4 separate regions of the Homo sapiens genome follow, and regions 2, 3 and 4 are each linked to region 1. The links are chromatin contacts, found by Hi-C in ENCODE. All regions are on one chromosome and are shown on one strand. The core of a region is the stretch at or near the end of the contact, and the rest is flanking DNA. Distances in the headings are between cores, read along the strand shown.

What was found. Hi-C counts contacts between places; a loop is a spot of excess contacts on that map. Pooled maps may share reads with other maps.
Region 2: a pooled map shows a loop between it and region 1 (9-fold over the local background). The contact joins the promoter of TIMM10B here to the promoter of BMAL1 in region 1. A Hi-C loop is called at or near these places in 7 of 50 pooled maps.
Region 3: a loop to region 1 is called in a pooled map, with 28 times the contacts of the local background. The contact joins the promoter of FHIP1B here to the promoter of BMAL1 in region 1. A Hi-C loop is called at or near these places in 9 of 50 pooled maps.
Region 4: a loop to region 1 is called in a pooled map, with 2.7 times the contacts of the local background. The contact joins the promoter of RRP8 here to the promoter of BMAL1 in region 1. A Hi-C loop is called at or near these places in 5 of 50 pooled maps.

Annotation. Positions count from the first base shown.
Region 1 is chr11:13,276,540-13,279,831 of GRCh38, reverse strand. It overlaps BMAL1 (basic helix-loop-helix ARNT like 1), which reads right to left and starts at 2,042. Exons shown (of 20, transcript NM_001297719.2): 1 at 1,909-2,042. RefSeq lists silencers at 1,032-1,371, 1,652-1,721, 1,792-2,441.
Region 2 is chr11:6,479,918-6,483,342 of GRCh38, reverse strand. TIMM10B (translocase of inner mitochondrial membrane 10B) reads right to left here and starts at 1,842. Exons shown (of 3, transcript NM_012192.4): 1 at 1,788-1,842; 2 at 1,491-1,586; 3 at 1-1,298. The coding sequence starts at 1,826. The coding sequence ends at 1,122. It overlaps ARFIP2 (ARF interacting protein 2), which reads left to right and starts at 2,012. Exons shown (of 8, transcript NM_001376558.2): 1 at 2,012-2,112; 2 at 2,880-3,020; 3 at 3,275-3,371. The coding sequence starts at 2,922. RefSeq lists enhancers at 1,734-1,783, 2,264-2,383, 1,220-2,419.
Region 3 is chr11:6,232,279-6,235,885 of GRCh38, reverse strand. It overlaps FHIP1B (FHF complex subunit HOOK interacting protein 1B), which reads left to right and starts at 1,250. Exons shown (of 12, transcript NM_001098794.2): 1 at 1,250-1,342. It also overlaps a transcript of CNGA4 not described here. RefSeq lists enhancers at 836-915, 313-1,003 and silencers at 1,046-1,345, 1,526-1,575.
Region 4 is chr11:6,602,131-6,605,580 of GRCh38, reverse strand. It overlaps RRP8 (ribosomal RNA processing 8), which reads left to right and starts at 1,965. Exons shown (of 7, transcript NM_015324.4): 1 at 1,965-2,177; 2 at 3,366-3,450. The coding sequence starts at 2,079. It overlaps ILK (integrin linked kinase), which reads right to left and starts at 1,807. Exons shown (of 13, transcript NM_004517.4): 1 at 1,759-1,807; 2 at 1,221-1,401. The coding sequence starts at 1,309. RefSeq lists enhancers at 786-945, 1,176-1,415, 2,006-2,195, 2,191-2,732 and a silencer at 1,726-1,935.

The sequences.
Region 1 (3,292 bases), core at 793-3,292:
TCACTGGCTGCATCTACAATCAAAACCAAAATGCTTCTACAGAACCAGCTTCAGATGATACAGGCAATTTCAAATCCTGTCCAGGAAATTTCCAAACCTTCTAAATATGTTCTATAAGCTGCGTTAAAGACTTATCAGTAAAATGATCTGAGTAACAAAACATGGACTGAAAGACTGAATTTTGTATTTTCAAAAATATTTGGGAATTCCATTGATATGGAAATCAAATATAACACCAGCGAATTTTTTTAAGTCTTGCAAGCAGAGAGAGCATGATATTATTCAAAACTGCTCAGGAGCAGCAATGATTATTTTAAGCTCATGATTCAACGGGTACATTAATTAAAAACTCCACCAACCCAAATTCACAGATCCGGATATCAATGAGACCAGAAGAATTAAAATAATAGTTGTCATTTAATAATAGATTAAAGGGGTGAACAACAGCAGATGTCAGAAGGACAAATGACAAGCAAGCAGGTGTCGTGGGAAATGAATGCATCTAAGGGGCAGCTTTTATGGATGTTTAATAAAACGACGATGCTGGAAATACGGGTATACGGGTAGTGTCAAGAAAAGCTTGTTCACAAATACGGAATCTGATTTTTGGAAGCTGGGTGAGAAAACTTGGCTAATAATTCCTCGCTGAGGAGTAGCGGTGGAAGAAGGAAGAGACCGCAAGCGCCAAAGCGCCAAAACAACGCTAGGTGACCGGGAAGGGGCCGAGGCGGAGAGGGGAGAGGGGTCAGGAGGTGCGGGGTGCGCGGCGGCAGCGGGTCTCTCACCGGCCGGCGAGAACTTGACAGCAGGCGCCGGTGTCCAGCACTCCCCTTCCCTCCCCAGCTCCTGCCGGCGGGCACCTGAGCTCACCCCGCTGCCGGCTCTCGCGACCCCTCGGGGAGGCTAACATGCGCCCCACAAGGTCGACGTTCACCTCTACCTTCCTCGTCTTCTTCCAAGCAAACGGGAAGCTCTCTGGGATGTCAACGCCCGGCAATAGCCGAGCGGGAACCTTTTCTTCCCTGACATCTGTCAAACCCGGAGCTGGAGCCAGGCTCGCTGCGCCCTCCGCGGAGCTCTGGGACTCCAAGGCCGGCCCGCACCCGGGCTCCGGGCGACATCCCCAGGCCGACGCGCACCTGCCCGCAGACCCACGGGGCATCCTTGAGGGCCGCCCAGGACCTGGACGGCACAGGCCCCACGAAAGTTCGCAGGCTGGGGTCGGCCCCGTGCCGGCCGGGGATTCCCGGGTGCAGCGCCAGCCCTGGCTACAGGGCCGAAGGGGCGGGCGGACTTGGACTCCCCAAGCCCGACGGAGACGCCCTCCCCGCCCCCACCCAGCCTCGCGGGCTCCCGAAAGGGAAGTGAAGCGGGGAGGAAGGGCAGACGCGGCACCGTTCGCCCAACGCCCTTGAGGGGCAGCCACCAGGCATGGTCCCCTCGGGGATCCCCGAAGCTCCCGGGGACACATCTAGGAGTCCTCTTCGGCCGAGTCACTGCCCCCAAGGGCAGAGCTATCCCTTTAAGAGGCAGCTAGCTGCCCCCTCCCCCCGCCAGGTAGCGATGCCCGCGGAAGGGCGGTGGGTACTCCAGCGAACACTTTCCCGGCCCCTTTAAGGGCTCCTGCAGCACCTCTGCCTGCCCTAGCCCGCAGCGGCAGCCCCCGCGAGGAGGATGGGGGCGGACGGGCGCGGCGCCTTTAAGGGGCGCAGCCTCCCCACGGCCCGGGTGGGGGCAGGGAGCGGTCACGGGCCCTTTAAGGCCGGCAGCGGGCACGTCGGGCAGGGTTCTTCGGCGGCCGGGTTGCCCCCGGGGCGGCGGCAGGGGCGCAGCGCCCGCGAGGGTGCTAACGGCCCCCGACGGGGTGCGCGGGATCGCGTCGCTGGCCGCCGCCGGCCTGACACTCACCGTGGCTCGCCGGGAGCGCCCGCGCCCGCGCCCGCACTCGGATCCCGCGGCGGCGGCGGCGGTGAGTCCGGCGCGGGTAAACAGGCACCTCCGTCCCTGACCTACTTTCTGCCTTCCCTAAATGTCGCACCACTAACCTACTTTCCGACCAATCCGCTCCCCGCCGGCCCAGGCCCGGCCCCCCGCCCACCAATCGCTGTGCCCAACCCCCCTTCCCCGCCCACCAATGGAGGAGCCGCAGCGCCCGGATACCTGCCTCTTCCCGCCAGCCAATCCGAACGCCCGAAGGGAGCCGGTCCCGGCGGCCGCCCCCAGCCAATCCGCGCGCGGCTCGGCAGCCCGCTGGCCAGTTGTGTGGCGGCTAGAGAGGCCGCTGACCAATGGCGAGGCGGCGGGAGCCGGTTTACCTGCTACTTTCCTGCCACCAATCATTTGGCGCACAGGAGCGCACGCCCCGAGGAGAGGACCAATCCGCGCGCGCTCCCTGGGTTCCTCGCCCCTGCCCTCTCCCTTTCCCCTCAGGTCTCCCACTAGCCGCGGCCACTGCGGTGCCCAAGCCGCGCTCCTCGGGGTCGCCCGGGATGTCCCTCTTCTCTGGGTCCCCTGCCGGCTGGCGTTTGGCCGCCCGCCCTCACCCCTCCTCCTTCTTCTTCTCCCCTCCGGGCATTCCGACGAAAAGCAGCAGTTCCTGACTCCCTCTCTCCCTCCGGCTCCATCTAGGAAACCAATTTTAGGAACGTTGAGTGCCAGACCCTTCCTAAAATCCCTGGTTTGCCAAAGTCTCAACGAGAGAACGGATACTTAGTATTTCTAGAAGGCATTTCCACCCCGAGGACTGCAAGTGTTCTCACGTTCTTTGCGTTCATCATGACCTCCAAGTGTCCCACTGGAGCTGTCATTCCCGTAGTTCCAAAGAGAATACTCGAGCGCGGAGCGATTCCATTGCATTTCCTTCCAGTAGCCAGGTTTTGACCACTTACTGAAGAGTAGACACCAGCCCCGCGGCAGCGCTCTCTGCTGCAAAAAGCTGTCTACGGAGCAAGACGGAAGGAAACAGTTACAGAAAATAAAAATTTGATAACGACATGCGACTCGGTTGCTGAGAGGACAGAGAAAGTGACTTATTTTTGCATCTCAGGCACTTTGTAGAGGGCCTTTAGCACAAAGAACTCCCGGCTCTTCCAGATGTTAAACTCCCTGAATAGAAGGACAGCGTCTTCTTTTTCGTTATCCATCATGTCAGCTCTCCTTTAGCGCCTGCTGGGGTAGGGTGGAGTGGTGGGGGCGGGGCTGGCACCCAACAAGTGCACCATAAATATCTGTTGGCTGGATACATGAACAAATGGAATTAAATAAATTGGCCTAATTCTGTTACCCAGACTGG
Region 2 (3,425 bases), core at 593-3,092, 6.8 Mb after region 1:
GAGAAAAGAATGGAGAGGCTGGAATTAGAAATCACAGAATGTACTCAATGGGACCAATGTGGGGCAGATGATAGAAAGCTGGATTTAGGAGTTTCTAGACGAGCAGTGAAACATTAACGTAGCATTAAAGAAGTCCCGAAGATTTAGTTTTATCCCTTTTTATCATAACCATTGCCATCTACTTCTCCCTTCAGTTTCTCTTCCTCGGATTTGGCTGCATTGCAGAATATGGTCCCCAGCTCTCTCCCTTCCTGATTGCCCGTGAAGACAACCACACAGACCTTTGTTCAAAGGTTTTACTGCTCATCCTGAGAAGACTGTACATACTAAGAAAGTAACAACCTGGGGAAATGGCTGAAGTTCCAAAAGACTCCAGACTTCTTACAGGTTTCATCTCTCTTCTGTGGCCACTAACTTCCCAAGGAGGCAGTGCCCAAAAGCCCTGTGGTTTTTTGATCCGTTGTACTTCGATAGCTCCTCCTTTCCCTAGATCCAGCAGAACTCTAGACATGTAAGACATAGTTCACAAAACAACAGTTATGAACCAACAAATACTTGGCTCACGGTTATGAGCCACTGAAGTCAGTCAGACTTAAGGACAACTAGACAGAGCTCCCATTTTCTGTCATCTGGGCAGGAACCAATCTCCTGTTGTATAAAATGACCTTCTGGTACTTTCTGGAATCTTGCTTCCTCATCTGTTAAGTGAGGCTAATACCGCTTACTCATAGTTTTGTTGTGAAGATGAACTAAGAGCATGACATATTACCCGTTTTAAAATTGTACACACAGACCCTGCTTTAACCAGATGCCTGCAAATGCTCAGGTTTTCCTTCTACATATAGAAAACAATTTCTCAGCTGCCAGGGCTGAAGCCAGCAGATATGCACTAAACGACAGAACAACGGATTGTGCCAATAAAGTAGGCAAAGCTTCCTTGCCCAGAATATAAATCAAACTGAGTAAAAACTGGGTATATTGGCTCCAGGAAAAGGAGCAAGGACACCCAGCTTTCAGGCAACCTCGAATTCTCTCTGTTTAGGATTCACCAACCCCAAGGTCCACCGGGTCCTTCAATCTGAGGGTCCATCCAAGGCCTTCCTTCCTGGGGTTGGGTATGGCTAGCTGCCTGATGGAGAGACCCCAGGCTGTTCAGCAGCAACGCCTGGCACAGCCGAGGCAGCCTCGTAGTCTGCGATGCGGCGCTGTACCAGGGCAGGCATGAGCTGCACGTAAGCGGCCATGAGGCGGTGGTTGGAATGGATCAGCTTCCCAGCACAGCTGTGCAGACAGGCCTCCTAGAAGGAAGATAGGGTTTAAGTGGAGGATAAAGGTGCCCTGTCGGGTCCGCCTCCTTTCTTCCCCATGCCCAGCCTAGGGGTGAGGGTCGTGGGAAGGCCAGGGCCAGAGGTACGGGAAGTGGGGTGAGGAGGGAAGCAGTCTACCGCTAAACTCTTCTTGCAGCGTAACCTCCCTACACAGTTCCCCACCTCCTCAGCGTCCAGAGCTCGGTGGTGCAAGCTGGGCACACAGCGCTGGAAGCAGAGTTCTGTCATCCGATTGTAGACCAACAGGAAGTCACGCAGCTGAGAGAAAAGGGGGACCACAAACTCAGCGATAAGGGCCCCACACTTCTAGTCAAGGTCGCGCCGCCCAAAGTTTCCCAGGCCCGCGCGCCATAGCCCGAAGTTTCCAGCCCTCAAATCCCTGGCCCTGTGGGGTTCCCGCGATGTGTGCAGGAATGCGAGCTGAACGTCTGGCCTCGAAACGACTTAGTTCTCACTTACGTTTCGCAGTTGCTGTTGCTGCTGCTGCTGCCGCTCCATCACGCCACCGGCGCATGCCGTACGCCACTTCCGTTTCAGCTTCTCGGTGCCGCCCCGGAAGTAACCTCTCGCTGATCTCGAGAGCTAGCTCGAGTATCGCCCTGCCCTGGCTGCGACGTCAGCTCCGCCCTTATAATCTGCGACGTGGCCGGCTTCTTCTGCCCGGAGAGGACGTCATTTCCGCCGAGTCCCTGACCTGCTGCTAGGATCGCGACGGGAACTGGAGCCCGAGGTCCCCGCGCGGCCCGGGCCTGGCGCCCTGAGGGGAAGAGCGGCCCGGCCCGAGGTGAGAGGAACATGCTTGGGCGACGGGAAGTTGAACGCACAAACCTGTCCAGAGGGCAAGATGCCCCGAGCCCCGGGGAAGGATGAGGACACACCTGATGTCCAGGTGTATGGGGGTGGGGGCGGGGACTCACACACCTGGGAGACATAACTGACTGTGGAAGGGTCACCGATATCCTGGGAGAGAGAGGCTTTTACCAGAGACTGGGAACATACACCCACTGATCTAACTAAGGCCTGGTGGGGAGGGCCCGAGGAAGACGAGGTGTATGAGACGGAGGAGGGGAGACCCCCTGAAGGAAGGGGGAAGAAACGCTAAAGGAATGTGAAAGGCCAAGCAATGGAGAACAAACCTGAATAGGGGGGTGAAGACCTGAGCCCTGGAAAGGGTTCATCTCCTCAGCATAAACACGCCTGCATGGAGATAAGTTCTAAGAGAGCAGACTTTCCCTCTTCACTGTTGTATTTTCATTGTCACAAATAGTGCCTGACACATAGTAGGCACTCACTAAATGTCTGCTGAATGAGTGTAGAAATAATCACCAGAGTCCTGGTGAGGTTGGGGGCTTGTGAGAAGACACCGTGCTTTGGTGTGCCTGTTTCAAATGTGCGTTTTGGAGGGGAGAAATACATATATCTGAAGAAAGGAATGATGGCCAAACGCTGGGACACTCAAACCCTGGGACAGCCTTTAAAGAAATGACAGAGGAGGCCTCCTTCTTCTAGAGTGCTGGCCAGTGTCCAGAACTTCTGTGTTGGGCTTTGCAGGGTGCTGGGGTGGAGAGTTTTACTCCAATACCTTTCCTAGCCATGACGGACGGGATCCTAGGGAAGGCAGCCACAATGGAGATCCCTATCCACGGGAACGGCGAAGCCAGGCAGCTTCCTGAAGATGATGGGCTGGAGCAGGTGCTTCTGTTTGATTCTTCTAATTGTTTCAATTTAGGAATCCAATTTATAAATCCTAGGTTCTCACCCTCCATTCCAGTAGCCTTCCCCTGACTTATCTGACTCCCTTCATTCTTTTTACGTATCATTTTGATTCTGTGCAGACTTCCCTTGTGTACTATCTTTATGATGCTTGAATCCAAACTTGTTCCCACCTCCAAAATGCTTCTGCAGCCCCTATGTTCCTGAAGCAACCCCTCTTCTCTGGCCTATAGGACCTCCAGCAGGTGATGGTGTCAGGACCCAACCTCAATGAAACCAGCATTGTGTCTGGTGGCTATGGGGGCTCTGGTGATGGACTCATCCCCACAGGTATGAATGTTCAGAAACAGGAATCTTGGGTGGAGGAGGGGACAGGAATGGTTT
Region 3 (3,607 bases), core at 1-2,500, 7.0 Mb after region 1:
CTAACTGCAACCTCCGCCTCCCGGGTTCAAGCGATTCTCCTGCCCCAGCCTCCCAAGCAGCTGGGATTACAGGCGCGCGCCACTACGCCCAGTTAATTTTTGTATTTGTAGTAGGGACGGGGTTTCACTATGTTGGTCAGGCTGGTCTCGAACTCTTGACCTCGTGATCCGCCCGCCTCGGCCTCTCAAAGTGCTGGGATTACAGGCGTGAGCCACCGCGCCCAGCCGGTAAAGTACTTTTAAAACTACATGCCTTATCTGAAACTTCTATTTTTCTATTTTAGTTTATCTTACTCTTGCTTGTTTCCCAAGACTCGGCTTAGACACCGTCACCTCCCGGAAGTCTTCCCTAAGCTCCTTCACCGTACCTTCCTCTCATCCTCTATACATGCAAATCATGCTAAGTGCTGCTCCTAGGTGGCCCCCGTAGTAATGTACTTATTACACTACGCTGCAATTCTCTGAGGTCCTGGAGAGCAGAGGCCGGTTCTAATTGATCCGGAATCCAGCTGGGCATGCAGGCACTTATTCCGTGTTCCTTGACTAAGTGCTCAAGGGGTGACGGAGCAGCACAGCACAGCGGTGTTGGGGGAGCCAGGGGCAGTCACCGCTGGGGTACTAAAGTAGAGACCAAGCTATGCACGACGATGGAGCAAAATGAACTAGAGTGCCCGCAGTCAGCCCTCTCTAGGGCTCCACTTTTCCGCAGGCCCGGCCCACCTACTGATTCCTCCTCTCTTTTCGTGATAGCCTCGCCCCTCCACACCCACTCTTCCACTCCAAGCGTCTCCTGGAATCCATGGCCCCACCCCTTTCTCGCTCGTCTTTCTTCCGGCTCCATCTCTCCCAAGCCCCGCCCTTCTGATCTTTCCCTGCCTGTAAAAATCGCCTCTCCTTAGGTCCCGCCTTCTGCCCTCTGGTTCCACCTTTCCTTCCCGGGCTCCGCCTCCGCCCTGCCGGCCTCCACCTTCCCAGAGGCCTTCGCCTATGACACGCCGGAGTCCTTCTGAGGGGCGGGGTTTACGTACGAAGGGACGGAACCAAGAGGAGAGGCGGTGCTCCTCCCTCGGATAGCCGTCGGCGACCCCGCCCTTGCGTTTAGCCGTTGCCAGGAAACAAGCGTCCTTGCTCGGGTTTGGTCCGGCTCAGCCAATGAGCTGGCACGCCATTGCCCAGTCGTGCGACGCCGGGCGGTTGCGTGTGGTGCGCGGGGGCGCGGGCTGCGTGTGGCGCGGGGCGGGGCGCGGCTGGTGCGCTTGAGAAGCGATGGCGGCGGCCTGAACTCACCTAACACCGCAGCAGCAACCGGGCCCGGCCAGGTTCGGCGTTCCGTGAGTGAACGGTACGCATGGGCCAGAGGGCCTGGAGAGTCGTTTGTGGGGATGAGAGACTGGGAAAAGACGGTGACGGGTTTGGTTACTGTACTGGTTGTGAGGGGTTGGCAGGTGGTGAGGGTCCGGGTGTGAGTGTCTAAGATAGGGAAGGAGGGTGAGAGCTTACAGGTGAGTGGACAAATGAGGGGCTGTGAGAGGCTGGGTGCTTTCGGAGGTGCCAAGTTGAAGGGACTCCTGAACGCGGTTTACTAGGGCTGGGGCTACTGAGGGCTGGTGTGAAGGATACCCTGGGACTAGAGTGAGGGGTAAGGCCTGCGCGAGGAGAGAGAGAGTAAAAGGCGCAGGTGGGAGCCTGCGGGGTGGCGGCAAATTGGTGAGGGAGTTGAAGGCGAGGCATGGGAGGAGGGAATTAGGGCTTGTGAGACTTGGATAAAGGTGAGAGGTTGGTTCTGAGGCCTCCTTCGATGGACTGCCCTGTCCAGTGAGAGCAATAGTTTTAGACAAAGTAGGGCAGCTTAGATGGAAGTGTTGTGCACCTGACTCCTCTGCTCCCATGGACTTTCCATATTCTGGAGGACGAGAAAATGAAGGTGTCATAGGCAATAGTACTATGGTAATGAAAGTCATATTTGAGGCTCAGACTTCAACAGAGTAATCACAGAAACTTCAGTTCCTTCGAGTTCCTTCTCTGGACTGCATAGTTGAAGATGGGCCCTCTCATGAAGGGTTTTGCGCTGTGACAGCTTGTGTTTTCTCTCTACTTGCTTCTGGACAACCTTATTCCACTGTTGCTCCTTACCTGTGCTTAACTGTGGGTCTTTGATTGGATTGACCATATTCAGTTGCTAATTCTACTTTTATGGAGGTCATATGGTTTGCCCTATACAGTACTATATTTAGGATCCCAAACAGGATGGCCTTACTCTCCTTTCTTACAGTTGAATTTTTTAAAAAGCTAGTTTATATTATATTTAAAATGTGTGTTTGATGAGTTTTGACATGTGTACACATCTGTGAAATCATCATCAGTCTCAAGATACTGAACATTTTAGCCACCTGAAAATTTATCTCTTCCTCTCCACACCCTGTAGTTGGGTTCATCTTACTAGCATTCTTTTAGGTCCTCTTCTCCCCACCAACCCAAATGCACGTGAAATTCTGGAAAGTTGGTTTGGCATTCAGTGATAATGGCCACTTTCACACTACTAAATTTTCCTCTCTACTGCTAGTCAGCCATGGGGTTGGGACATCCTATTCTTTCCAGACTCAGAAAGAGTTAAGTCTTTCCTTAACTCTACAGTGGACAGGGAGAGACCATTTCCTGAGAATTAGACAGCCTCAGTCCCCATTCTTTTCCAGAGTCTTAGCTTCAGAGCCAACTCCTATATCCTGTGGTATATTCTCATTGCTTCTTTCTGGAGTCCAGACAGGCCTCCATATTGGTAGAACACTTGGCAACTTGCCCAGTCAGTCAGAACTTACAGTTCAGAGTTTAGAGTAGTGGTTCCTAAACACTGGACCAAGGACCCTGTACATGATAAAATTATCATCTATCCAAGATGGAGGGAGAGAAAGACAGTATGGTTATTCATGAAGATAAATTTATTCTCAGAGATTATCATTCCTATTCTTTTGGTGTTGCAGTGCTCTTTCGTTGATGCAGTAATGGTAACAGTAGATGGTGGGTTAAAAAAAAAAAGATCTAATTTACCCAAATAAAAAGTGTCAACCCAATTTTTAATTTTAAAAATTATTTCTATAGCTTTATGAACTTCAGAAATTTAAAGTGATGATGGTGTGGCTGTTGTATTAGGTTGAGGAAGCATACATTTATACAATGATTCTGTATAACTTAACATCTGAACAGCATTCATGCTTTACATAGGGATTTCAAATTTTATTATACTGATTTATATAGATACCTTGTAGACAAAGACAGGAACTTTCATTTTATAGATGAGAAATTAAATTCAGTAGCCAGAGATCATACAGGGATACAGTGGCAAGGCTGAACCCAGAATTTTGTCTCAGAGTGAGAGAGACTTTGGGAAAGAAGATTTATAATAGACACTGAAGGTGATGTGGGAGGATTTTTTAATGATTTGTAATTGTTCTATTTCCAAAAGACAGAAAAGGGACTGTGAGAGTGACATAGGGATGAAGGTTATGTTTAATGCTGTCGCAGTGACATTGGAACAGGTATATATAATACCTGGATCACATCTTGATAGTGGATCATATCATGATAGTGATAGGATGAATCAAATCAAATA
Region 4 (3,450 bases), core at 716-3,215, 6.7 Mb after region 1:
CCTCCATGACCTGAGTTTACCCATCCAACAAACCTGCACATGTACCCCTTAACTTAAAAAAAAAAAACCCAACTGTAAATTCAATGGCTACTTTAAAATATTAATGTTCTTTGATCTCTCAGTAGCCTGTACTGCCGTTGACTACCTCCCCTTCATTAAAACATTCTCTTCTGTAAGCTTTACTCACACATTTTCCTATTTCTTTTTCAACTTGCGGTTGCTCCTTTTCTGTCGTGCAGGCTTCCTGTCCCCTGACCTCTTGCCTTCCACTCTCCTGAGACGTTCTCCTTCACAACCACGTCTTCAAGTATCATCTATATATATGATATATATATGCTATCTATATGCTGATAGCTCTCAAATCTGTGTCTCCAAGTCAGATTCCTCCCCTGAATTGCAAATCTGCATAACCAACAACACACTCAACATTTCCACCTTGCTGTATTGTCACCTTAACTTTAACATGTCCAAAATAAAATGCCTCATCCTCCAGTTTTCTCCATCTCAGTAAAAACAACCAAGTTCCCAAGCCAGAACCCTGGTCCTCATCTTTGCCCTTACTCACTCCCCACACCAAGTTCCACAATTCTTCGTCCTAAAGACTTCTGGAATTTGATCACTTCTCTTTTTCACTCACCCTAATTCTAGTCCAAGACATCATTACTTCTACGATGAACTAGGCAATTGCCTCCTTTCCACCTGCTCTTCACAAAGCATCCAAGACGATACTGAAAAATGGACAATCTCATTATGTCACTATACAGCTTTAAAACCTTGCTTTTAAAATAAAGACCTTCTTATAGCCTAAATATGCTTGCATGATCTGGCTGATCCTTGGAGACCTCTACAGTCTTATGTCCTGTTCTTTTCCTCTTGTACCCAATGCTCCGACCCACAGAGATCATCTATCCTCCAGCCATATGGAACTCCAGACAATTTCCTGTTCTCTCTGCTCTGTGCCTTGCCCCCTAGCCTTTGGCCATGCAGTCTACTGAGGCTGGAAAGCTCTCTGTAGCCTCTGCCTGTGAAACTCTTATTCTGCAGTCAAGATTCAGCTCAAACTGCGTCCTCTGTGAAAACCCTCTGCCCCCCACAGGCTATGCTTAGCACTCATTACACTGGCTAGCAAAGGCAGCCGCCACCACCAGACATGAGCACTCCACTCCACGTAGCCAGGAGATCTCTAGCCTTCCTCTCATCCACCAACCGTTTCAGCTCACCCCTGGTTGAGGTCGTTCTCCGTGTTGTCCAGCCACAGGCGAACGGCGACTGCGTTGCCCTCCCGGCACTGAGTGAAAATGTCGTCCATAGCAGCGTCCCGGCGCCGAGTCCCCTGGATTGGGGAAGCCTGAGGACTGTGGAGTGATCCAGGGAAGGAGGATGAACCCCAAGCTTTATCCTCTACAGGAGAGAAGTGTTTGTGTTGGGGGTAGGGGGCCTGAGCTGCGTCCCCGGCTAGTGGGGGTCTGTGAAGGAGTTCGGGGCTGCGGGATGATCCCTGGCTGTGTCCTCTAGACGCGAGGTAAAGGCGGGTCAGGGTGGGCAGGGGGTGACGAAGAGGTAGTGTCTGCTGAACGGATGTCCGAGAGCAGGCAACTAGACCCTATCCGCGAACAGAGTTGGGGGAAGTGGGGAGGTTCAGGCTCCGTATACTCTGGGAGAGGGGACCGGGGGTCCTCCCCAGGGTTGGCTCCGTTCCTTACTTGGGACTCAGGAGAAGTGAGGGGTGACAGGGGGCGCGGGTCCTCTCGCACTCACCGGGACTCGGGCTGCAGGATCCTTCTCCGGGGAACTCCCGTCCGGCCGCGCCCGCAGCCCGCCGCCGGCCCCGCCCCGCCCGTGGCGCTCTTGGGCAGCGCGGGCCTCCGTCCCTCCCCTCCCACCGCCTCCCTGCCCTTCTAGCCGCGCCTGGCTAAACTCGATGGTTCGCTGCGCCGCGCCGGCCGCTCTAGCAACCCCTGGCTGTCACGCTTTGGTTTCCGGGTCGGTTCTGGCAGGTCTGAGCGCTCCGACTTCCAGAGGAGCGCTGTGCACGTGGAGAAGAGCGGGGACTCGGCGACCCTGCCCTCCCGACCCTCATGTTCGAAGAGCCTGAGTGGGCCGAGGCGGCCCCAGTAGCCGCGGGCCTTGGGCCCGTAATCTCACGACCTCCGCCTGCGGCCTCCTCGCAAAACAAGGTGAGTGACTCGCGGGAGCAATGGGAGCTGTTTCAGGCCGCGAAGCGGACATTGGTGGATCCCAGCGCTGTGTGTATTGCGGGGAGGGACACCTGTGGCACCGTTAAGGGCGAGTCCTGATCTGAAGATCCGAGAACTTCCAAAAGAAACTGACGTTGGGTCAGAGAGAGTTGTTGAGTAGAAGTTGGTGAAGCGAAGAGGGTTCTTCAGACAGGAAAAAGTACGTACAAGGGCCCTGGGACAAGAGAGCATGTTCTGTCAGAGTCACAAACACAAGTGGTCCTTGTGGTTGAAATACATAGTAAATGAAAGGGGCATATATGCTGTTCAAGTTCAAGAGGTAGAAGTTTTGCGTATATTGAGAATAGAAGCCAATGAAAGGTTTTAAGCAATGGAATTATTTCTTCAGATTTGTATTTTGAAAGGGTCGTCGGTTACAGTGTGGAGGATGGATTGGAGACAGTAAGAGTTGTCAGTATCATTGTTCAAAGGAGGGTGTGGGAAACTTAGAATCAGGGTAAGTGCCTGGCCTAGGATTACCTGGTAGGACTGCAACACAGAATCAGCCTTCCCGACAATACATCTTCTCCTTTGAGCCTCTGCAGATGTGAGGGCCCTGCTTCCTCAGGCTTTTCTTACCCTTCAGTCTGCCTCCAACATGGAATCGGCCTGCTTTGTTTCCTCCTTTTTCATCCCCTAGCCCCATTACCATTGTCCAAGCCGCTGGCCTCTCTGTCTGCAATTTCTCCCCTTCAGTTTGTTTTCTACACTGCAGCTAGAGACATGTTAAATATTTAATATACGTGTGTGATCATGTGTCTCCTGTGTTCAGAAGCCTCCTTACCTCTTACAGAAATGTATCAGCTCTAGGCAAAAGCTCAAGGTGAAGGGTTGGAATTCCTGGTCTCTGGCCTTGGTCTTGTTGCTTGTGGCCTTTGCATTTTCCTTTGGGGAAACCTCCATTAGCTCATTTACACATTGAAGAAAGTGGGATAGGTGGTTTCTCTGCTCTCCAGCTTCCCAGAAGTTGGGGTGGTGACATAAAAGTTCTTCTGGGTTCTGGCAGGCTTGACTGGGAAGAATTCAGATGCTTCTGCCAGTCTGAATCAGGTCCACATCTCTCCCTTCTTGTTCTCCAGGCCTCATCCATTCTCTTTAGGCCCACTGTCATCCCCTGTTTTCCTCCAGGGCTCCAAGCGCCGCCAGCTCTTGGCCACATTACGGGCCCTAGAGGCAGCATCTCTTTCCCAGCATCCCCCCAGCCTATGTATAA